3 separate regions of the Homo sapiens genome follow, and all the other regions are linked to region 3. A link is a loop called in an ENCODE intact Hi-C map of the cell type or tissue named here. Cell type or tissue: ovary. All regions are shown on one strand. Region 1 holds the start of MIR4429 (microRNA 4429). Region 2 overlaps GREB1 (growth regulating estrogen receptor binding 1). Region 3 has its middle 17 kb from the start of E2F6.

Region 1 (8,000 bases), 61 kb before region 3:
AGCCTCAACTCCTGGGCTCAAGTAATCCTCCCACCTCAGCCTCCTGAGTAGCTAGGACTATAGGAACATGCCACCATGCCCAGATAGCTTTTTTTGGTAAGGACAGAGGTCTTGCTAGGTTGCCCAGGCTGGTCTCAAACTCCTCGGCTCAAGAAATTCTACCGCCTCGGCCTCCCAAAGCACTTGGATTACAGGAGTGAGCCACTGCACCCAGCTAACAGTGTGTTCTTGGGGTAGAAGGAAAGAGCTATAAGAAAGCTAAATTCTCATATTCTACAGTAAGAATGAAAAGATGGCCTAGACACAAACAATAAATTGCAACACCAGTTGTTATTTGGAAATAAAGAGGTAATTCCAGAGAAGAAGAAAAAAAGGAAAGAATTTAAAAATGGTTTTAAATTTCGTCAATTTAAAAATGGTTGTCTCTAGGAAGCAGGAATTGGGATAGAAATAGGTTTTTCATTTTCATTTTTCATTTTAAAGCTTATAATTTAACTTTTAGACTGTGTGTATATTTATAATTTTTGAAAAACGATGATTACATTTTAAAAATAAATGAAAGGCAGGGAAGAATAGAATGACAGGCATTATAAGGAATCTCAGTAGAAGAGAAGCTGAAGATCATGGTAGACTGCAGACCAATATTAAAGGAAGGACACGTGTGAAGAATTATCTAATTTCATCCTGCCAACAACCCTGTCTTCTAGATATTTCTCTCCCTACTTTTATCCCATATGAAGAAACTAAGAAAATAAGGCTTGGAAAGGTTGGACCTGTCTGAAGACACACAGCTAGTGCCTGGTCTGGAATTAAAAGCCGATCTCCAAAGAATCTCTTCCATGAAAAGTAGTGTTAAGAAATTTAAACTAGCACAGCCGAGCACGGTGGCTCATGCCTGTAATCCCAGCACTTTGGGAGGCCGAGGCAGGCGGATCACTTGAGGTCAGGAGTTCGACATCGCCCTGGCCAACATGGTGAAACCCCATCTGTACTAAAAATACAAAACATAGCTGGGCGTGGTGGCACACCTGTAATCCCAGCTACTCGGGAGGCCGAGGCAGGAGAATCACTTGAGCCCAGGAGGCAGAGATTGCGTGAGCCGAGATTGCGCCATTGCAATCCAGCCTGGGCAACAGGGTGAGAAGCCATCTCAAAAAAAAAAAAAAAAAAAAGTTTAAACTAGCAGAATGTAAAATTCTCAGACATCCTCACTTTCAGAGTTATAAATCTGTATTATCATTACTTTCTGGTGCCATTTCTAGTAGTGACAAGACACTTCCTGATTTTATAGAAAGTTAAGGCATTCCTCTAAAGTTCTAAAGGACAGCACTAGAGACTTGGCCTAAGGAGACTAAGCCTGCATTCACACAAAAAGCGAGATGCGCTCCTGAGCAGAGCAGGGTTTTCATCATGCTGGGAGCCAAGAAAGTCCTGCAATTATTTCAAGAACAGGTTCTACCTATTCTCCCAGAACCACTTGAGAAAGTTTGTAAAGTCCCTATTACAGAGCTTGTATGTTACAACATTGTATTCCAAGTGAGCACATAAAAAATACCAAAACTTCAGTTTATAGCTCATCTACCTATTCACTTCAAGTATGTATGTATATATTTTATAAGGCAAATAATATATACTGTGGTCCATGCATGCATAAACCACATATAAGCATATAAAAACATGTGGTCCATGTTCTTATAAATCAGTAAGGACATATGTTGTATACATATATATGTGTGTATTTATTTACTGAAAGAGAGTATGAATGGAATAAGAAAACCAATATTTCTTTCCTGTATACTATGTGCCAGGAAATTTTCTTCCAACAGCTCAATGACAAAAGTATTATTGTCTTGGTTTTGCAGATGAAGGGAGGGGGCGTGGGAAGTAAAAGCATTCTTTGTCTTCACATCTTTGTTATTTTTTTTTATTTTTATTTTTTGAGACGGAATCTCGCTCTGTCACCCAGGCTTGAGTTCAGTGGCACGATCTCAGCTCACCGCAACCTCCACCTCCTGGGTTCAAACGATTCTCCTCCCTCAGCCTCCCGAGTAGCTGGGACTACAGACGTGCACCACTATGCCCGGCTAATTTTGTATTTTTAGTAGAGATGGGGTTTCTCCATGTTGGTCAGGCTGGTCTTGAACTCCCGACCTCAAGTGATCCACCCGCCTCAGCCTCCCAAAGTGCTGGGATTACGGGCGTGAGCCACCGCGCCCGGCTATCTTTGTTATTTTCTTTAGCGACACAAACCCCAAACATTTTAAGTATAATCAACAGCTGCTATCTGTCAGGATCACTCTGTGCAGAGATTTTTCTTGCTTTCCATTTGTAACCTTACTTCATCTTCATCACAGTCCTAAAACTTAGGTAACGTGGTTCTCATTTTACACATTAGGAAATTGAGGCTGGGTGACATTCAAGTGACTTGTCCAAGGTCACACATTTGGAACAATTTTAGAATGTCCAATGATGGCCCTCAGTATGCTTTACTGAAAGCAAAGATTCATTGGAAAGATTAATCCCTTTTCCTTCAGAAAAGGATGCATTTTTTTTAAGTTGCTTTTTAAAAATGGTGTTCACTTGTCCAGCCATGCTCCAAACTTTGGGTTAGGAAAAGGATTGCCTTGGGTTCTTTTGTCATGGTGCTTTGCCAAAAGGGGAGCTGCCATAGAAAGTTGCTGATTGGCCGGGTGCAGTGGCTCATGCCTGTAGTCCCAGCACTTTGGGAGGCTGAGGCAGGTGGATCACCTGAGTCAGGAGATTCGAGACCAGCCTGGCCAACATGATGCAACCCGTCTCTGCTAAAATACAAAAATCAGCCAGGTGAGGTGGCGGGTGCCTGTAATCCTAGCTACTCGGAGGCTGAGGCAGGAGAATCGCTTGAACCTGGGAGGCGAAGGTTGCAGTGAGCGAGATCGTGCCATTGCCCTCCAGCCCGGGACACATTTTTTAGCCTCATCTAAAAAGACACATTTCTAGCCAGACAAAGAAAACCGAGAGCAGGCCGGGCCGGTGGCTCACACCTGTAATCCCAACACTTTGTGAGGCCGAGGCGAGTGGATCACCTGTGGTCAGGAGTTCGAGACCAGCCTGGCCAACATGGTGAAACCCTGTCTCTACCAAAAATACTAAAGTTAGCTGGGCATGGTGGCAGGCGCCTGTAATCCTCACTACTCGGGAGGCTGAGGCACAAGAATCGTTTGACCCCGGGAGGCAGAGGTTGCAGTGAGCTGAGAACGCACTACTGCACTCCAGCCTGGGTGACAGAGTGAGACTTTGTCTCAATTAAAAAAACACAAACAAACCCAAGAGCATTCTAAGAATGTGGCCTGCAGACCCATCTCCTGCGTGGAGGTGAGCAGGCAAACAGGGGGGCAGGACAGACAGGCGGCCAGCGTTGGCTCCTCCACCTGCACCCTCAGCACCATGGGCCCTTCCCTGGGGATGAGAGCAGGAGCCTTCTGGCTCCAGCCCATTCCAAGGAAAACATTCTTGCCCTGGCCTCTCCTTAGAGCGACCCCTCCCCTCCTCTTCCCTCCTTAGAATAGAACAGCCAAAAGTTTGCCCACAGGTGAAAAATGGATTTCTCTTAAAAGGCTCGGCCGGGCGCAGTGGCTCACGGCTGTAATCCCAGCACTTTGGGAGGCCGAGGTGGGCAGATCACAAAGTCAGGAGATCGAGACCATCCTGGCTAGCACGGTGAAACCCTGCCTCTACAAAAAATACAAAAAATTAGCCAGGCATGGTGGTGGGAGCCTGTAGTCCCAGCTACTCGGTATACTGAGGCAGGAGAATGGCGTGAACCTGGGAGGCGGAGCTTGCAGTGACCCGAGATCACACCACCGCACTCCAGCCTGGGCAACTTGAGCAAGACTTCATCTCAAAATAAACAAACAAACAAATAAATAAAAGGCTCTCAGACTAGAGGGGTTAAGCATCCAACTAAAATCGGGGTCTGAATGATTTTCCTACTCCTCTCTGAGGTCCCTTCACTCCACCTGTTACCAATCATGCAATGAGGCACCTCTGTCTAAATGAAGCCTCCATCTGTCAACAACAGCGCTGAGTCCCAGAATGGGCTGGAACTCACTTCCTAAGATAACACTTGGCTCTGGGTGCTCCTGGGTGCTGTACACTCATCATTTTGCTCAGAAAAATAAAGCCACAGCTTCCGTGTACTGCCTACCCTTCAGACCCAACTCCTCCCCACTCCCCGGTCCATTCACAGACGGGCGTCAATACCCATTTCTTCACACCACCCAGCAGCACACATCAGGGGTTCAACACCCCTGCACACGAACATGGACACCGAGGCCCACGAGGTGCTGAGAACACAGCGCTCTGGGGTTCCCAGTTGCAACATCCAGCTAGATCAAAACCAGCAGGACTCATAGAGAAGGTCTTACAGGTCTCTTCAAGTTATGAGATAATAAACTCATTATCATTGAACTTCACCAATGTCAAAAAAATTCTCAAACTTGGGCTTTGCAAAGTGTTCATAATCTGTCTGCTATAGTGGTAAAAGCATTCACTTTTCAATAAGACCACCAGGGGCTTGATTCATGGTTATGCTGCTTTCAAGCTGTGTGACCTTGGGCAAGTTACCTAACTTCTCTGAACCTCCATTTCCTCTTTTATAAAATGGAGATACTAAGAACCACCTTACACGGCTGTAGTGAGGACTAAATTAACATGCAGGGCAGTTGGCATAAAATAGATGTTAATAAGTTCCAGTTTCCTCTCTAAAATTGGAATTAACTGCCCATAATTCTAATTTCTAGATGTTAACTAAAGACTTAATTTTAAGTCTTAAGCTTGCCTTAATTTTATTCACTATCACAGAGTAGTTTATCCAATGGAATTAATTAAACTTCTGGCTTCCTTAGGAGTACACCTATTGAAACGTGCCTCTCTGAGCAGATAATATATCATTTAGTCTCTTATCCCCCCTTCTGCCAGCTTCCCAACTAAACTTGAAGGGCTTTGACAGCAGGGACTATTCCAGTCACCTCTTTACTTCCCATGGTGCCCGGAACACTGCAGGTCCCCAGAAAACAACCCCTAAAAAGAGACAGTAGACGAGGAAAAGGAAGACCACATGCTTAAGGTTACAGAGAGGATTGTCAAGAAATAGACTGAGGTCCTGTCTGAAAGCATTTGGATTAGCATTTAAAGCCCCAGGTGTACCAAATAAACACATCTGCGGCTTTAATTTAGGCCCCTGGGATGCCACCGCTGTTAGAATTCCAGAAAACTAATTAGCTAATTCCCACTGCCCCAGGTATTACCTGAACTCACTTTGTTGTTTTCTGCTCCAAACAAAGCCAGAGGGGCCAGAGGAGAGCCCTTCCTATGGGCATCAAAGTACAAGATGTGCGCTTTGATTCTTTCTCCATGAACACACTGCTGCTCAGCCGCCCCGTGTCTGTTCTCTCTTCAGTTTACTCTTAAGCCAAAATCAACTGCTCCCTCTTCTGCCCTCCCCCCGCCCCAGCACTTTGCTCATACTGCACCCTCACTGGGCTCTGGGTTTGTTCTCCCTGGGGCCACAGGGAGTGTGTCAGTGTCTACACCTCCCCCAGGGACTGAGTTGCTAAATGCAGCAAGGAAGCTCACCCATCTCCCCTCTTCCCCTCGTTCCTCTCAGAGCCCAGAACAGTTTCTTACGGGAGAGTGGATCTGCAAGGGAATGGCATTGACTCTGCCGATGATCCCACGCTGCAGATCCTACTCGACCACCACCCAGGCCACCCCAAGCTCCAAGAGCAGATGCAGCCGGGGGCCTTCGGGGTCTCAGGGCTCAAGTACAGATAGCCAGGTCTCTCCCAAGCCACACATGGACAGCTTCTGGCCTGTTCTATGCCTGCCCTGTGAGAAGCAAAGAACTTTCCTCTTCCAGAATCAGGATTTTGCCTTAAACAAAGGTAAATGCTTACATAATCTGAATTGGATCCTTGGCAGAAATATTTCATTACCACTTGTTGCTAAGGGTGAAACTGAACTAGACACAGTTCCTGCCCTGAAGAACCTCACCGAGACACAGGAAGTGCAGGTCAGCAGTGTAATGCAAAATAGAAGAGATGGGGGCAAGAAGGCCTGGAGGGAAACAGAGAAGGGAATGGAAAATTCTATCAGGTCAGTCTTGGCGGGCCTCATGGAAGGCTCAGTCATCAAAGTTGAGTACAGGTTTGCTGTCTGAAAAGAAGGGGCTTTCCAGGCAGAACGTATACAAGGCATCGGCTTGACCCAAGGGCGAGACACCTATTGTGTGCCTGGGCAACACAGGTCCTTCCAGCATGAGGTGTATGCAGGGACAGGGGGTAGGAGGGCAACGAGGGGCCCGTTCAGCCTAAGCCCTGCTAAGGTGTTTGAAATTAACCACGTCAAGCCACCAAAGGAGTTAGGCAGGGCTGATGAGGCTGTGTTTGAGATTCCTGCGGCTTCCTAAGGAAGGCTTCTAGGAGGATACTGCAATAGACCAAGACTCAAAGAGGACTAAAGACTGCCTCTGTGCAGGGTGAGTAGCACGAGGAGCCTAGCTGACCTCGGGCTTTGGAAAGAGTCGGAGGCAGTGGTGGTCTCACTGTCATAGAGAAGAGTAGTGCATGGGGGTCTGAAGAGAGAGCTGAGAGGTCACGATGCCAAGTGTTCCGATCCCCATGGCCCCCCTCTCACTTGCCATCCACTCACTCGCGGATGCCCACAGAACCCGCCTGTGCACAGAGCCTCAAGCGGTGTGATACCCTCTCCTCCAGAAGGATCCATGGCAGAGAAGGAAGGGCCATGGTCTGGAGTCAAGTCTATAAGAGCAAAACCCCAACCCTGGCTTCCTGCCCGGCCTCCCTTTCCCTTCCCTTTCTGCCTCACTGCCTCCATTCTGAATCACATCCAAAACACACCACATACCCTCCCACCTGGGGTTCCATCTCCTTCTGGGAGATGGCCTTCTCCTAGAAGCCCTGCCAACCTGGCCCTTCAGGGCCACTACCCTGGCCAGCCACAGGGACATGACCCCACCCCAAATCTCACTAGAACACCCCAAATTCCAGACATCACTGACCCATGCTCCCTCCTCTTCTAACTTCCCTACAACTAAATTCTAACTGGAAGAATTCCCCAGCCAACACAGAAGCATGGTGACTTACTTCTGGTGAGTCCAAAGTTTGAGAAAACAAGACTTGAAAAAAGCAACACTCTCCGGACTGCGTCCTCAACCTGTCTCACTTTCAACAGCTGAGGAAGGATGGGAATGGGGTGCTCCAGTAATGTGGCAATAGTCAGCCCCCAATATATGACACGGCAATAAACGCATTGAGACTGCAGGATGGTCTCCTATAAACTCTTTGACGGTCCTCCCAGCAGGAAACAAGACATCATTCTCATGTAGATTTCTCCGATTTTCCCTAGAGGAACTCATAAACTCCACAGGTGTTACTGAAGGGAGAAAAGCTGGGCTGAGAGGCGACTGGTGTCTAATTTGTTTGTCTCTCCAACTCAGACTGCCTGGCCCACAGCCACAGCTCAGCCCCGAGCTGCTCTACATCTGTGCACAGAATGTCAGAGAGTGTTTCTTTGGAGAATATCTTTAAGTGCTCTCAAATGGAACTACAGAGCCATCAGCTATGTCCCCTCCGATTGCAGTAAGAACTGAATGGAAGAGAAGGACCTTCAGAATAAAGCCAGGGAAGCAGAAACCACTGAAAACCTTCTCTCTGGAACCAACCAGGCAGGGCCCAAGCAGTGTTTTGAATCTCCTTAGCCTATCATTCATAAGAACACAAACTAATTATCTGCAATCCCTTTGGATATCATTTCAAACAATAAAAATAAGGACACCCGTTCATTAAGTGGACTTGTCTCGGTTTACTGCTCCCCTGCACCTTATTAGAAGGGCCAATGCTTTGCCATTATTCTGCTGAACACAGGCCACAGCTGTCTTCGTAAGTCAACACAAACCTCTCCAACCCCCAAAGCAGGTGCTCGCTTGCAAAGTCAAATAA
Region 2 (8,000 bases), 74 kb before region 3:
AGTGAGCCGAGATCACGCCACTGCACTCCAGCCTGGGCAACAAGAGAAAAACTCCGTCTCAAAAAAAAAAAAAAAAAAATATCCCCAAGGGAAGAATGCATGTAAACACTACTAGACACACAAACACACACACATACAAATAGCCATTCTATAACAGGGTCAGGTATGGTATGGATGTAGGAAGCTTTTTTTAAACTGATAAGAACAGATACTACACTTGGTCTTAGCCAAAAGGCCGAGAAGCAATGTAGGAAGCTTTTTATAAGTGAAATAATATTTCAGAAGGAATGGTCACTGTTGAACAGGTCAGGAGAGCCTAGGGGTGGCCATGGAAATCCTGCAACTCCCTGGACACACACTCTGTCACTACAGGGAAATGAAATTCTCTCAGCTCCGGCAGGCAGGATCTGTGCCCTCACTCATCCCTGTATTCTAGGCACCCCACAAGGAAGCTAATTATGACTGTGTGTTGGGCAGCCCAGTGGCTCTGGGTACACAGAATCGTACCTTATTCACTAAGCACTGCTGGAGAAGGCAGGATCTCAGGCTGTTGAAATTTAGTCCTGCCAACTTCTTGTAAGTTAGACATTTGGGGTAAAAATCTTTCTCAACTTCTCTATCTTTAAATGTCATTTAATAAATAGCATACAGAGTTCTTCAGGGAACAGGGTCATTATGAACATCCTTAAACACACTGGGCCAGGATACAGGCACTCTTCGCTTATTTCTTTTTTTTTTTGAGATGGAGTTTCTTTCTTGTCACCCACACTGGAGTAAAATGGTGCGATCTCAGCTCACTGCAATCTCCGCCTCCCGGGTTCAAGCGATTCTCCTGCCTCAGCCTCCCAAGTAGCTGGAATTACAGGCACCTACCATTACGCCCAACGAATTTTTGTATTTTTAGTAGAGATGGGGTTTCACCATGTTGGCCAGGCTGGTCTCAAACTCCTGATCTCAGGTGATCCACCCGCCTCGGCCTCCCAAAGTGCTGAGATTATAGGCACGAGCCACCATGCCCGGCCCGCTTCTTATTTCTTTGTCTTCTCCTCCAGTGTTGGTTTATTTGCTGTCAAGTCTCAAACTCTCACTTAACTTGGCTCTAACACCGTCCATCCATCCAGAGGGCTAAGCAACCTAGGTTAATGATGAAATCATGTGTAGTAGAAAGAGATTGGACTGGAAATCAGGGAGCTCAAGTTTCCATACTAGCCTGGGCCACTGCCTATGTGGACGCAGGAAAATTACTTAACCTCTCTGTGCATCTGATCCTGCATCTTTAAAATGAGGTGGTTAATCCAGACAAACCCTAAGGTCACCTGGAGTTCTGATGGTCTGTGTGGAAAAACGTGGCCCTCAGAGCTGCACGGGAGTTCCAGATGTGATTAAACGGTAGAGCATACTGGAAACATGGCCTCACAATGGCGACCATTTCAAACGGGCTTGTGGGACAAGAGGCAGAAGAAGCTGAACGTTTCCAGCAGGTGGGAAGCGTGACTTTGGGAAGGTCACAGCAGGAGGTGACTCAGGAACTCCTGATCTCTCAGATTTCCTGGGCTTAGAGGACACAGAGTGGTAGGAAAGGTGTGAAGAGATTACCCAGAGGTGGGGTGGGGAGGGAGACACACTCTTGAGCCTGCTTCAGATGCTTTCTTCCTGCCATTACATACAGCAGGCGTGGTTTTAGCAGAAGGTGTAAAGAGTCATGCCCAGACCCCAGGCGCCAGCAAGGCAGTACAGGTCTCCATGTCGGACACAGAAGACTCTGCAAAATCGACTCTGGTCTCTAAGCCAGCACCACAGAGGCTCAGAGGGGATGGCACAGATGCCAACTATCAGTGAAATAAGGGAGACACATCCCAGGAGAACTAAAACCAGCAGCCCCCAAGGCCCGCACCGTCGCAGCCAAGGGCACACCCGGGAATGCCTGCATGTGATTCTGCCAAGCTGCTAAGAACGGCAATTCAGACTCTCAGAAGGCATGAAAGAAAAGGGTCGTAAGCCTCAAAAGGTCAAAGAAAGAGCTCAAAATCCAGTCAGTAAGAAAGCAGGATTAAAAGTCAAAGGTCTACATCAGATATTCCAGGGGCTGTGATGGGAAGATCCGCCAGCAACAAGCTCGAGGGGACATTCCTGCCCGGGAGCAGACTAAACCAGCCGTGTTTACCCAGGTCTCCTGGCAGGACGAGAGCTCTAAAATGGCTTTAGACAAAACCAACTGGATTGGGAGCTTAGAATCCTAATAACAAAACACAGGAACTCAGGGGCCTGGAGCGCCGCTTCCCTCCATTCCGTACAAGGCTACTGCTTTTAATGTTGACATGCAATTGTGTTTTCTTTCCATGAGCAGAAACTCTATGGCATTCTAAGTGGGTGGGACTACAGGATTTTACCTACATCCTGTTTAATGAATAAATACTTATCCCAAAATGCTGGACAGTGTCTGTTTTGTTGATCTCTCTTTTTTTAAAAAAATCAAGAATGTGTAAGGGTTTTTCCCCTAAAGGAGGTGGTAGGTTAACAGCCCTAATTCAAAGAACAAAGTAATAAGACTCCTGTTAAATCCCCCTCACAAATACATAAAATGTTAACAGATCAAGGGGTGTTCAGTATACCAGCACCCTGGTCATAAAAACCATCTTTAATGTCATTGTCTGAAGAAGGCCAGCAATGAGATAAGAAACCCCGACAAACAGACACTACGAGATGTGGCCTGGATAAGCCTGTCTGCACCAGGTTTGACTATGCAGAAAGCAGGGCCTCTAGCTGAGTGCTTGGTTTAGGGTAACATTTAGCAAACCAAAAAGAGTCTGTCTCTTCCCACCAGCCCCATCAGCCCCCTTGTTTTCCTGCACTAGAAAACCAAACTCTCAGAGGACTTCTCTCTTCTGTTTGTCGGACAAATGGGAAAATCATAGGGCTTGTTCCAGTTTTCATACCAACGTGGAGCTGGACAAGCCGGCTGACAGCTGGCAGGGAACCTTCAACCGCAGCACCGGAGGAATGAAGGCTTAAGCCTCAGCGCTGTCCCTGGACAGTGCCACATGTCCAACAGCAGATAAGGGCACCCTGAGCTGTCGGAATGTCAGACACAGCCTCCCAGTTAAAGGTGGGCAGAAAGCAACTATCAAGATCTTTCAACAGGAGGGAAAGCTAATTTGGAATCCTCAAAGGGCTTTCTACTCCTCTCTCCCGCTGTGGGCAGCCCTGAGTCTACTCAAGCCCTTGTCTGTCCCCTTTTTATCTCAGAGCTTGGCCAAAGCTGAGTATGCAACTGCTGCTCAGTCACTCAAGCTTCCAGCAAGCCACCCTTCCATCTTCCCAAATCACAGAATTCAATTACTTCAGCTTGTGAGGTGAAAGCACTTTGTGGATTTTAAGGTATCATTCAAATAAACATTACCATCAATATCACTATTATTAATCCATAATTAGCCACAAAGCTCTTCAATACTATAGATGTAGAGGATGACCAGGTAATTCATATTCCACCAAAGTCTTTCAACTGGCCAAAAACAGTCCATAAAATACTTTCCAGCCATTTCTCGGCTCCCCATAAAATCACAGTGACGTCTCCCATGCCAGAAAACATCAGTGCTTTTGATGTGAATGCCAGCGAATTCTTGGTTTTCCTAATGCATGGTTTTGACCACAGTCTAGTTTCTCTCAGACCCACATCCAGTTCTTCCAGGGGTTTAGAAGGGCCATTTGCAAGGTTAATTTAGTAAGGATGTTTTAAACAATGACACAGAAATGCCTCCTGCTAGAATAAGCAACTATCAGATCTCACACAAGCTCAGTGTGGGGCCCCTTGAAGACAAGCACCTCCACACCTCGTTCTTCTCTAGGTGCAATTCTCTCCAACCCAACCATCCCCTTCCACATACACACTCACGCACAGCAAGACCACCCCAGCACAAGACCTGGCTCACTCAGTGCTTTCTTCGTTAATTCTAGTTTATTAATTTTTGTTTTAAAGTATAGCCCCTTTTCACTTCAATAACTAAGAGAAGTCTGCGGGTAACTTCAAGTCAAAGACATCAACTTACAAAAAGAACTTCCATAACAGAGCTATCTCATACTATGGATCACTGAGGGGTTACTTCTGAAATGAAAACACACAGCTATAAAAAACAATCATTTCAATCTCTGCATAATTAAATAAACTCTAAAAAGTCATCCCTATGCCCGAAGAGAATTTAGTTGTTTATTCTTGGCATATATTAAATTTATAATGTTTGCTTTTGGTTTTTAAAAGTTTCTGAGAGTTCTCATACCTACTATTACTTTGCAAAGATATAGCCACAAATCACAGGACAAAGAAAAGGAATATATTGCTGAGGGTCAAAAGCATGTTAAAATTCCTTGCTTTTCCAAGTGAAAATGTCAAACCTTCTAATAAGAGCATAAGTAACAACCGATTGAGAACAATTTGTCCTCTTCCTTTCTCCTACTGATTCAATGAATAATTTTACTTCTTGCAATTTTATGGCTGAAACTTATTTACATTTTAGCCAAAGTAAGAACTTGTACCCAGTTTTCTTTTTCTAATAATTCTTTTCTGCTAGATTCAACGTTATCTACATAAAGAAAAGAGTTTCAAGTTCTGGTGCTAACATTAACTGCGCACAATAAAAGAAATACACAGATAAAAGCAACGTGCGTCTCCCACCTTCTAGAGCGGCAAGCTGCTGCTCAGCTTCCAGGTACAGCTGGGAAAAGATGGGCCTGGGCACCAGGTTGTTGGACCGCAGGGATGCCTCGATGGAATTGTGCAAGACCTCTTCAAAGCGTGTCGTCTTCAGCTGTCCAGCGTAAGAATTTCCCATCTTCAAGAGGATGGAGTCTTCTGTTTAAAATGGCATCTCAGATTCGGTGCAAAAGCCTGGCTCCACGCAAGGTAGAAGGTGAAACAGCTGCAAGGAGGAAGGGCCGTGTAGCCTTCGCTCAGCAGAGACGAAGAAAGGGTGGCTGTCCTCAGCTGCAGCTACTGCCGGGCAATTACAGGAAGTTATATAAGTAACAGCTTTCTCTAATTTAGCACTCAGCAGAGCCTGACACCTCTTAGACTGTTTCACTAGGAGCTGCCTCTTTTGCCATCCCCAGGTTTCACAGGACTCCCACTTTTCCCAGAGATGTGGTCCTGCCCCTGAGAGTTCCCAGACGAATGACGTTTCATTTTCCATGACCTGCAGACGAATGGCCCTCCAACACTCTTGTAAGTGACGGCAAATGAGCGATCCACCAAAACCAGTCCCAGATTTGAGGATTAGAGGAGCCGGCCTCCCCCACCTTCCCAGAAGATAGGCTAGCAGGTCTCCCACCATTGTCTTTGCTGGTAAAAGGCTGATTATTCTCATTCTTCCTTTAAAATGTTTTTTAATCTACTAAATGTTTCCATGATTCAAGTAATACAGAATTATATCTGGAAAACCTGGAAATCACAGAGGAGTGGGAAAACGAGGAAAATCACTGACATTTCTATCCCCCAAGAGATTTATTTTCTATCCCCCCAAAAATCACAGAGAACCACTGTGACTTTTTTTCTGTAGCAACTTAATTGAGATATAATTCACATACCTTACCACTTAAAGTAGACAACTCAATGGTTTTTCGTATATTCACAGTGTCGTGTAACTATCATACGATCAATTTTAGAATGCTTTCATCACCCCAAGAGGAAACCCCAGACCTATCACTCTGCAACCCTCCAACCCCTCCAGCTGGAGGCAACAATTAATTTATTTTCTGTCTCTATAGATTTGCTCATTCTGGATACTTTGTATAAATGGAATCATTCAGTACGAGGTCTTTTGTGACTGGCTTCTATCTAACGTTAGCACAATGTCTCCAAGATTCATCTGTTTAGCATGAATCAATACTTCATTCCCACTCACGTATTTTGATGTATTGTTTTAGACTTAATTCTCTTCAGAACTTGCAGATGGGAAGGGATGGGAGATTGTATTCACATAATTATAATCATACTATAATACACATTTTTATTGTTTTTGTTTTTCCTTGACATAAGCATTTCGCTCAACCCTCTTGCAAATGTTTTTAGAACAATTTTAATGGCTGCTTCCATTGAGTGAAAATGCTGATATTTGTTCTGACATTTCTCCCTGATCATACATAGGGTTAAATTTCTATTTTCAGTCCTTCCCAAGAACAGGCATTTAAATGTGTATATGTCCATAATGTTTTCCATTTATTTTCTATTTCATTACATTTAGCTATTTGTTATATTTCTCTTTATTTCCCTTTGGTTTAACTTGTACTTTTTCCAAACTTTTCAAAATAGTTACTTTATTGTCATCTTTAGTTTTCATCTTCATTAACAACGAAGACATTTAAGGCTATACGTTATTCTCTGGGCACCTCCTTTGCTATGGTACAAGGTTTAGTATGAAGTGTTCTCCTTTTCATTTCTTTCTAGACAGTTTATCATTTCCCTCTGATTCCCTCTTTGATCCGTTAATTATACAGGAGTGTGTGTTTAATTTTTAAACAGTCAAGACAGCAATGGGGGGTGACTTCAGCTTCATATTATTTATTTCCAGTTTTTAATAGATTATAATCAAGACTGTGGTCTTTAGAAACTCTACTTTTGAAACTTGTTAAGGGTTTCTTTTTGACATATACCTGCTGGAGTTTTACAGATATGAGAAAAGACATTCGTAAACTCTACAAGGGATGAAAGGAAATCAATCAGATTATTCAACTGTTCTATATCCTTGTATGTCTCTTGTCTACTAGCCTGTTCATCTTTAAAGTAACATTTGACATACAAAATGGCACCAGATGCCTGCACTGAAATGACCACAGAATAGCAGTTTCCTGCCTTCATCTACAATTACTGCACACAGACCAGTTATGAAACTGGCTTCATCGGTCAAGCGAGATCTCCCATTCACTCTAACTCAAGCCATGTGTAATAAATTCCCCTCGTCCTTGTTCTGTTGGTGGCAGAGTAGCTTCAAGATGTCATCCTTCATGCCCTGAAAGAGTTCTGCTTTCCCTCCCGAAGGTATAATAACTGGTAGAGTCACGTTGATTTCCCGCCCCTATTGTAAGAAAGATTCAGCCTTTCCTCTTCCAACTAAAAGTAAATGGAAGGCATTAACCACTTCCTGCTTGTGGCAATAACTTCTGACCACAGGGCCCCTTGGTCAGCCTCTGCTTATAGCCTGGGGAAATGAGCTGTGGGAAGATTGCTTCAGGAATTAGCCCCAACAAAAAGAAAGTGCTCCTGAAAGAGAGAGGTCAGCAGCCGGAGTAACCTAACAGGAGAGCAGAAGAGGTTGCAGGGTCCTCTTGTCTGCCTTTTTTCTCGATCTGTGGCAGACTTTAATATGTGACTGAGGGGTTGCCAGCCACATTTGGGGACACCTGCATTATTCTCAACTCAGGGTGGTGTGTTTAAAGCTGCCACCAACGAATAACATCCCAAATGCCCTCTGTTTCCATAGCATCTTTGTCTATAGAGCTTAAGGCACACAGGAAGAAGCTTTAAGGTGGACTCGTTTTACATGGAGCCCCTGAAGAATCATGTCCTCTGACAGAAAGAACACATCGGGGCATCCAGACCCTCCCTGCCCAAGGTCCTGTTCAGCTGACCTCACAGCTGATTGGCACCCAGGAGACTCCAGCAGCGAAGGGACATGTAGGCCTGATGTAGACGGGGCAATAAAAATGAAGAAGGAAAAATAATATCCACTGTCCAGCCACTGCGTGCAAGACACTGGGCACACTCCCTACTTCACACACATGGTAGCCCATGGAAGAGGTATGATGAAGCCCATTTTATAAATGATACATTTGAATCTAGAGATACATAGCCGGCAGAAACGCTTGCTGAAAAAAAAAAAATAGAATGGGGGAAAGATGGAGAAAGAGACAGAGAAGCTAAAAACAAGACAGCATAGAAAAGTGGGGTTTTTTGTTTGTTTGTTTTTTGAGACAGGATCTCACTTTGTTGCCCAGGCTGGAGTGAGTGCAGT
Region 3 (8,000 bases):
TCCCTCAGGAAAACAGTGTGTTTTGAACATCTATGGCTTGCCAAGCCTTGGCTGGGGACTCAAGGGATGCAGACAAAATTAAGACATAAATATCTGTTCCTAAGAAGCCCATAATATGATGGCATAAATAAAAAGCAAGCGTTGTCCTACGGGGTTGAACAGTGGCATCAGAGACAGTTAAGAGTCAGCTAGATTATACCCACTGAGATCAAGAGGACTGAGGCAAGGCTTCATCTCTTTTCATTTCACGTCCCTGAAATTCAATATTTTTGTCACTTCCTAAGAGCAGTCAAGTTTGAGAAATGTGTACTACCATCAATCAATGACGTTTTACCAAATTAGAACATTAAAAGTACAAATGATAGGCAAAGCTCAAGCATCCACTAGCGAAATACTGAAATGACAATTTATCAACACAATAGACCATGAAATTGTTATTTAAAATAATAATGTCAAAGAAATATTGATATTGAAATAAGCAATGTCCATAATATATTACATTAAAATGAGATATAAAATTATATCATCTAATATAATTTTAACTAACTTTTAGAAGCATATAGAATTTCATTTTTATAACAGGAAAAAATAGACCAAAGTGTTCAGAGTAACTATATCTAAATCATAGATTTCTGTGGTTGTTTTTTTGTTTGTTTATTTTTCCGAGATGGAGTTTCGATCTCGTTGCCCAGGCTGGAGTACAATGGCGTGATCTCAGCTCACTGCAACCTCCACTTCCCGGGTTCAAGCAATTCTCCCGCCTCAGCCTCCCAAGTAGCTGGAATTACAGGCACACACCACCACGCCTGGCTAATTTTTGTATTTTCAGTAGAGACGGGGTTTCACCACATTAGCCAGGCTAGTCTCGAACTCCTGGCCTCAGGTGACCCACCCGCCTCAGCCTCCCAAAGTGCTGGGATTATAGGCGTTGGGACTATAGGCATCAGCTACCACACCTGGCTGTTTTTTGTTTTTTTTTAACTCTTCTGTATTTTCTTAAATTTTACGTCACAAATATATATTACTTCTATGAGAGCCTTCCCCTGCCTTTTTAGTGCAATTAGCTTTAAAGTACTACAATTAGGCTGGGCGAGGTTGCCTATAATCCCAGTGCTCTAGGAGAGTGAGACAGGAGGATTACTTGAGGTCAGGACTTTAAGACCAGCCTGGGCAACATAGTGAGACCTCATCTCTACAAAAATTACAATTAAAACTAAATTTTTTTTAAAAGTACTACAATATATGTGTATGTCCAGAAACTGAACCAATAGATTCCAAGACTCTCCATTAAGGCAGTGTAAGAGCTGGGAGGGTTAACTGCCTGGCGTCATTATGAAGGAACTACAGGTCACCCTGGACGCTCTGGAATAGCTAGCCCAGAGTTCTATGAACTGCCCAAAGTCAGCCCTAATGGTTAGTTGCCCCCTCGAAAGCCCTAACTGCTTCCTTTCCAAGTCTGGAACAGAGAATGCTAAAAGGAGAAAGGTGAGATTATTGAAAGCAAGTTCCTGTCACCAGCCCATCCCACAGCCTTTCCTTTAAATGTCCTGGTCACTCTCAATCCTGATTATGGTGCCTGGTCATGGGTAGCATGCAGGGGGCTTGACCTCTCTCTTTATGTTACACTTATCTTCTTCCCATCCTGATTTTCTAACCATTGATTAGCTCTACTTTGAAATAGCCTCAGAACACTCTGGAATCTCTAAATAATTCAAATTTTGAATCCCCAAAGTGAACACAGTTTTCTTTAAAAGGGGGTTTCTAATGTCAAGTAAAATGATAGTACTAGAATGAACATCTATAATGCCACAGGTATTCAATAAATTGCTTACTAAATGAAAGAAACAGTGATCAACTTCGTACCAAGCATAGAAACCTTTCAGAAAGGCTGTTTGAGATCAAAATCTCTCCTATTGAAAGTGACAAGTGAGAAACACAGATGTTTCAAATGTAGCTTCCCGACTAGTGCAGTGGCTCTCACCTGTAATCCCAGCACTTTGGGAGGCTGAGGTGGGTGGATCACTTGAGGCCAGGAGTACAAGACCAGCCTGGCCAAGATGGTGAAACCTTATCTCTACTAAAAATACAAAAATTAGCTGGGCATGGAGGTGCACACCTGGGATCCCAGCTACTCAGGAGGCTGAGGCACAAGAATCACTTGAACCCAGGAAACAGAGGTTGGCAGTGAGCTGAGATTGTGCCACTGTACTCCAACCTGGGTAAAAGAGCAAGACTCTGTCTCAAAAAAAAAAAAAAATACATATATATATATAAAATAAAATAAAATAAAATAAATGTTGCTTCTAATTACCTACCCAGCAAAAGATTTCAGATATTGGTCCAACTGGCTATCTTCATGAATCGGAATCATTTTAAACCACCAATAAACCATTTAAACCATCTGCAGGCCAGGCGCGGTGGCTCAAGCCTGTAATCCCAGCACTCTGGGAGGCCGAGGCGGGCAGATCACGAGGACAGGAGATGGAGACCACGGTGAAACCCCGTCTCTACTGAAAATACAAAAAAATAACCGGGCGCCGTGGCGGGCGCCTGTAGTCCCAGCTACTCAGGAAGCAGGAGAATGGCGTGAACCCGGGAGGCGGAGCTTGCAGTGAGCCGAGATTGCGCCACTGTACTCCAGCCTGGGCGAAAGAGCGAGACTCCGTCTCAAAACAAACAAACAAACAAAAAAAACTATTTAAACCATCTGCAATAACAAGAAAGGCCAAGACAGAATTTAGTTTCAGCCTCAGCTTTTTTCACCCCCTGCTACGTGCAGTGAAGTGCAGTGGCACGATCATAACTCACTGCAGCCTCGAACTCGTGGGCTCAAGAGACCCTCCCAGCTTAGGCTCCAAGTGCTAGGACTACAGGCATGTGCCACCACACCTCGCTAATTTTTTTTCTTTCTTTTTCTTTCTTTCTTTTTTTTTTTTTTTTGTTTTTTAAGAGATGAGAGTCTCGCTATGTTGCCCAGGCTGGTCTCGAACTCTTGGCCTCAAGCAGTCCTCTGGCCTTAGCCTCCCAAGTAGCTGGGATTACAGGTGTGAGCCGTGCCTGCCTCCTGAGTTAACTTCTTACTCAAGAAAGAATGCTTGTCCCTGCAAGAACAGCAGAACGCCTCATGAACTGCAGCTGGGAACTGGAAATGCCACAGATAACACTGCAAACTTTAAATGAACCAGATTTTGGCATGAAAAAAGACCTGTAGAAAGATCTCCTCACCTGTGTTCCGTTTAATTGTTTCAATTTTAAATTTGGTTTTTGTTTCCTAGAAACATACTTTTCTGAGAAAGCAGTCAGAAACAGTGGTCTGGAAACAATGGATTGCTTATGAACAATTCTGCAAATCTGCCCAGAGATTTAAGAAATCCTAAGAGGATCGAGAAGTGGAATTCTAATTGGCCTTTAAAACTCCCAATAACAAAGTGCTACAAACCAGGCGGCATGACCACAATATTTATAGAAGATGGAGCTCAGAATCCCCATGTCTAACTCCCAGGTTAAATGCAGAAATTAAAGTGCTTTCACTGGGAATAAAAGAGTGTTTATTCAAGCTAAATTTACACATTTATTGTTTTAAAGGGATAATAAAAAGTCTTTCAAGCCCTGAAGTAACACTTAACTCTCTAATAAAAGTTTATTAAAGAAAAGCTTCAGTATACAAAGTAAGTAGTTCTTTTTTGCAGGTCCTCAAGACCAGGCATCAAAGAGAGTTGACAGCAAAATGGCCCGGAGTCCCTCTGCATGAATGGCGGCTCTCCCAGTCTCCAGCTGCCGGCGCCCTGGTGGCCGGGCCACACACACACACACACACACACACACACACACACACACACACACACCCCTTCTTGTACTTCGGGGAAGCAGCCTTTGTTCCCAGGACCCAAACTGGGATCCAGTTAGGAAGTCCCCACCTCCCCTGAAGCATCCTCTTCAAGTGCAGGGGCCCCTAAACCACCGTCCCAGAGCCACTCAGGAAAGATACCCCAAAATTTTCTCCCGGGTCCCAAGTGCTGGGGACATGTGGCTGCCACTCTGGGCTCCAGACAGTCTCCCTAAACACAGAGGCAGATACACACACACACACACCCTTGCAATACGATTATCACCGTCACTGTTCACGGCTCCCACCTACCGAGGGCTCACCATGTGCCAAGCGCCAGGAGCCTCGGGTGCTCTCTCTCTCTCACACACACACACGCGCGCGCACACCGATACACGCGTACACATGCACGCACGCACACGCGCACTCACACACGCACACACGTGCACACACGCACACCCATACACGCACACGCACGCACACCCCACACACACGCGCGCCCACACCTATACCCGCGCGCACACGCACGCACAAGCGCACGGCAGCGGCAGCACCCAGGTCCCTACACGCTGCCAGGGCCGATCCCGGACACCTTCCACCTCCTTCCCGGGACCAGGGCCAGGAAGTGCCCGCGTCCGGCGGGGCGCACCTTCCCCGCCGGGCGCCGAGTGCCCGCCCCGAGCAGCCCCGCACAGCCCCGCGCCCCCGCTCCGCCCGCTGCCGCCCGGAGGGACCGCTCCTACCTCGGGCCCTTTGTCCTCCGGCCGCCGCGGCCCCGCTCCTGAGCGCCCGCCGCCGACGGAGGCTAGCCCAGCCTACAGGCTGAGCTCGCGGCCGCAGCGCCAGGCCCCGCACCCGGACCTGGCCCCGGCCCCGGCCACGGCGCGGGGCGCTCGGCAAAGCCCGGATCTCCGGAACCGCGGCCAGCGCGGAGGACTCGACCCCTGACACTGGCCGCCCCCTGTGGTCCACTTCTCCGGGTCTTCGGGACGGCCGCGGAGGAGGGCCGGGCGGTGGGCTTGGCTGCCCCAGGACCTCCGCCGGGGAAGGGTCGGGGGAGGGCGCGGGGCCGGAACCCCTAGCGGCGGCCGGCGATGGGTGGAGGTGACAGGGACAGAGGGGAGCCCCCTGCGCCCTCCCACCCGGGTTCGCGCCCCGGGCCTGGAACCCCAGTCTTACCCTGTCCCGCCCGCCCTCCTCCCCAACAAAGACGCGCTCCCCCACTCCCGTGCCCGGCTCCCCGCGACCCAAGGAGGGTCACCGTGCGGGGCTGCCCCGCCAGCTGACCCTGCCCTGGCGGCTGCCGGGTCCCTTCCCGCGCCCACCTGCGTGGGTTCAGAAAGATGGACGGAACCTCGCACCTGAGCGCCCAGCCCCGGCTCCGCGCGCCGTCTGCGCTCAGCGGTGTCGCCGTCCTCCCTCCTCTTACGGGGGCTGCCCTCCCTGCAGCAGCCCTGTCCCACCCCCGGGCCCAAGCACCCCGACATTCCCGCGGGGTCACACTGGACATCCCCTCCGGTGACAGGGCACTTAGCGGGGAAGAAGATCTGGACAGAGGTTGGGAGACCCCTCGGAGGAGCGAGGTCATTTTGTCACTTGGGAACGCAGGCGCCCAGACGGGACACGGCAAGGCTGTGAGGCAGCAGGAGTGGAGCCCAGGCTTCCGGACAACTCCACCCCAGGGGCCCCCGGATCCCCACGCTCGGCCGCCGGGACTGAGCCCGACCGAGCGCGGTGACCGGGGGCACCCGCCGCCCTCTCCCCACCGCCGCCGACCGCTCAGGACGCGGAGATTGAGGGACCCGGTCCCCAACAGCTGAGGTCGGCGAGCGGTCCATGAGGGCCCAGCCTGAGGTCAAGAGAGGAAAAGGAAGATTCTGGAACGATGGACCCCTGCGGGTGGAACCCGGCCAGCTTTTCCTGGTGACAGCCAGGTCGGAAAAAATGAGTGAAGGAAGGAAGAAATGAACGAACCTCAAATGAGTCCCTCAGTCCTCACTGGCGGCTGCTGCTGAGGTGGCCCCTAGCAAAGAAGCTGAGACAAGAAACAAAGAGAACTAGAGATTTCTTTTTTTTTCTTTCTCTCTCTCTCTCTTTTTAATAAAAAGACAGGCCCCTGTGTTTTCAGGAGGCAGCCAGAAGCAGAACTGGAGTCAGGAAACCGTCCCTGGGCCCCCTGCCACTCACCCCCAGGACCCACAGTGGGGCCTTGGGCCTAACAGCCACTGTCTTTGAAAACACCCTGAAAAGTCACAGTTCACGAATCTGGGCGGTTAAACAAAAGAAGCCGGGAGTGAGGTTATAGCCCCCAGCACCTGCCAGCACACAGGTCCTCAGTAAAAGTGCATCGTGAGTGAACCCCTGCAGCTCGCCATACTCTGATTGGCAGCACCCTCATTTTCCTTTTCTCATCATGAAATAGCTCAAACACCCGCATTTGACTTTTCTCATTGTGAAATTTTCAAACACACGCTAAACTAGGAGAGTAATGTAAAGAGCCCATGTGCTCAAGAACAAGCCAATCCTAACATCGGGCCACACTTGCTTCAAATGTTTAAGACATGAATATTGCAATACAGTTAAAGCCCCTGGAAGCCTTCCTCATGTCACCCCGAGTACTCTTCCAAAGCATCCCATTCCTGTTTTTATACTATTACTGCATATGCGTGTGTTCATAAGTCATACAGAAGATTTTTACAACTTCCTGTGTGTTCCTGTTTCATTCTGTAACCCGGTCGGTTTGTCTTGTTTTGCTCAAGATTATAAGATCCATCTGATCATCCATATAGCTCTAGTTTATTCATTTTAACTATTAAATAGCATTCCGTTGTATGAGTAGGGCACAAGTCATATATACATTCTTCTGTTGATAGACATTTGAGTTGAGATTATAAAGAAGACTGCAGTGAGCATTCTTGAACTGCATTTATCTTTCTAGGGTATAGCTCATTTCAGCCACTCTAGTAAAAACGTGCAGAATAATGATGTTGAATTAACATTAGCCCAAATGTCTGCTCTATGGTTTGGGTTACTTACTGCAACTGCTAAACCAATAATCACTGTGAAAAATGTCCTTACATTTTTTCCTCTTTACGTTTTGACAGCTGTGTCTTACCAAGCAGATAAAATCCCATAGAACAGAGGTCAGCAAATTTTTCTTAAACGGCAAGAGGCCAATATTTTAGGCATTGCCTTCTAGGATGCAGAGTTGAGGCTTACATAAACCATTTAAAATGTAACTTTTTTTTTTTTTTTTTTAGAGATAGGGGGTCTCGCTCTTGTCACCCAGGCTGGTCTGGAACTCCTCGCCTCAAGTAATTATCCTGCCTCAGCCTCCCAAAATGCTGGGGTTACAGGCACGAGCCCCTGCTCCCCACCTAAATGTAACCTTTTGAGAATGTAAAAATATACTTACTTGGACTGTAAAACAAAAATAAAAAGCAAAAGTTAGTCAACTGAATGGATTTGGCCCCTGGGCTATAGTTAGATTTCCCACTCCTGCTATAGAATAATTCATTACATAAATGAATTCCTTTCTTTAAATAGGCAATCTTTCAATCATGACAAAAGTGTAATTTGGCTCAACAGAAGAATCAAAATGAATATGATGTTACACTGAGGGAAAAATTCCTAGGAAGATGTCCCATACCTTAACTAATTAATACAATGACTTTGAGAGAAACCATTTAATCCTATTTTTGAATATCTATAATGAATTTTAGAAATGCATAAACTCCTACCAACTAAGAATTCATTAGTTGGTAGAACTAATTAATGTAATTCTTTTCTCAGCTAAGAAAACAAATGAGATTCGATGAAAAGTTGTTTATTATTTTCTTATTTAATGAATCACCTCCCCGCTCCTAGTTCATTGATTTAAATACAAGCACACAAGTACAAATGATTATGTTTTTCCTGGAACCTGACCCACTTGTTTTATGTCTTTATTGAACTTGAACCAAAACTTGGAAAAGTCATTTCAAGATAGTTTCTTAAATGAGCTGAATTAGCCCGGTTTAAAATGTTGACAAGAATGGGGCCGAGCTAAAAAACTTTGGTGGCCAACCTGTAACTTGCAAAGGAGCCGTCTCTCTCCAAGCCCATTCAATAAGCAGAGGCCTTCCCCAAAAACGGCGGGGTGGGCAAAGCAGTTAGAGGTGGCTCTCTTCTGACC

The links. Peaks named below come from ENCODE experiments on the same cell type or tissue, not always from the same donor. Only the 100,000 strongest peaks of a DNase experiment are listed, where the experiment ranks them.
Region 1: it touches region 3 in a loop (4-fold over the local background); 14 of 110 quality-filtered maps call a loop at or near these places.
Region 2: it touches region 3 in a loop (2.7-fold over the local background); 13 of 110 quality-filtered maps call a loop at or near these places.

Annotation. Positions count from the first base shown.
Region 1 is chr2:11,540,116-11,548,115 of GRCh38, reverse strand. The region is part of intron 1 of GREB1 (growth regulating estrogen receptor binding 1); the gene reads right to left. It overlaps MIR4429 (microRNA 4429), which reads left to right and starts at 7,439; the gene lies at 7,439-7,511. In ovary, a CTCF peak has its summit at 4,508; a DNase peak (open chromatin) is centred at 1,085; H3K4me3 peaks cover 6,785 bases; H3K27ac peaks cover 7,770 bases.
Region 2 is chr2:11,553,441-11,561,440 of GRCh38, reverse strand. GREB1 (growth regulating estrogen receptor binding 1) reads right to left here. Exons shown (of 33, transcript NM_014668.4): 2 at 4,670-4,987. The coding sequence starts at 4,826. It also overlaps the pseudogene RNU2-13P. Among named protein-coding and RNA genes, the nearest start is that of MIR4429, 17 kb to the right of the region's middle. RefSeq lists an enhancer at 1,658-2,376. In ovary, a CTCF peak has its summit at 4,890; DNase peaks (open chromatin) are centred at 3,120, 5,110 and 7,170; H3K4me3 peaks cover 6,191 bases; H3K27ac peaks cover 8,000 bases.
Region 3 is chr2:11,479,533-11,487,532 of GRCh38, reverse strand. It overlaps a transcript of GREB1 not described here. Among named protein-coding and RNA genes, the nearest start is that of E2F6, 17 kb to the right of the region's middle. RefSeq lists an enhancer at 2,589-3,090. In ovary, a CTCF peak has its summit at 4,875; DNase peaks (open chromatin) are centred at 3,783, 4,172, 5,367, 5,718 and 2 weaker places; H3K4me3 peaks cover 4,040 bases; H3K27ac peaks cover 5,719 bases.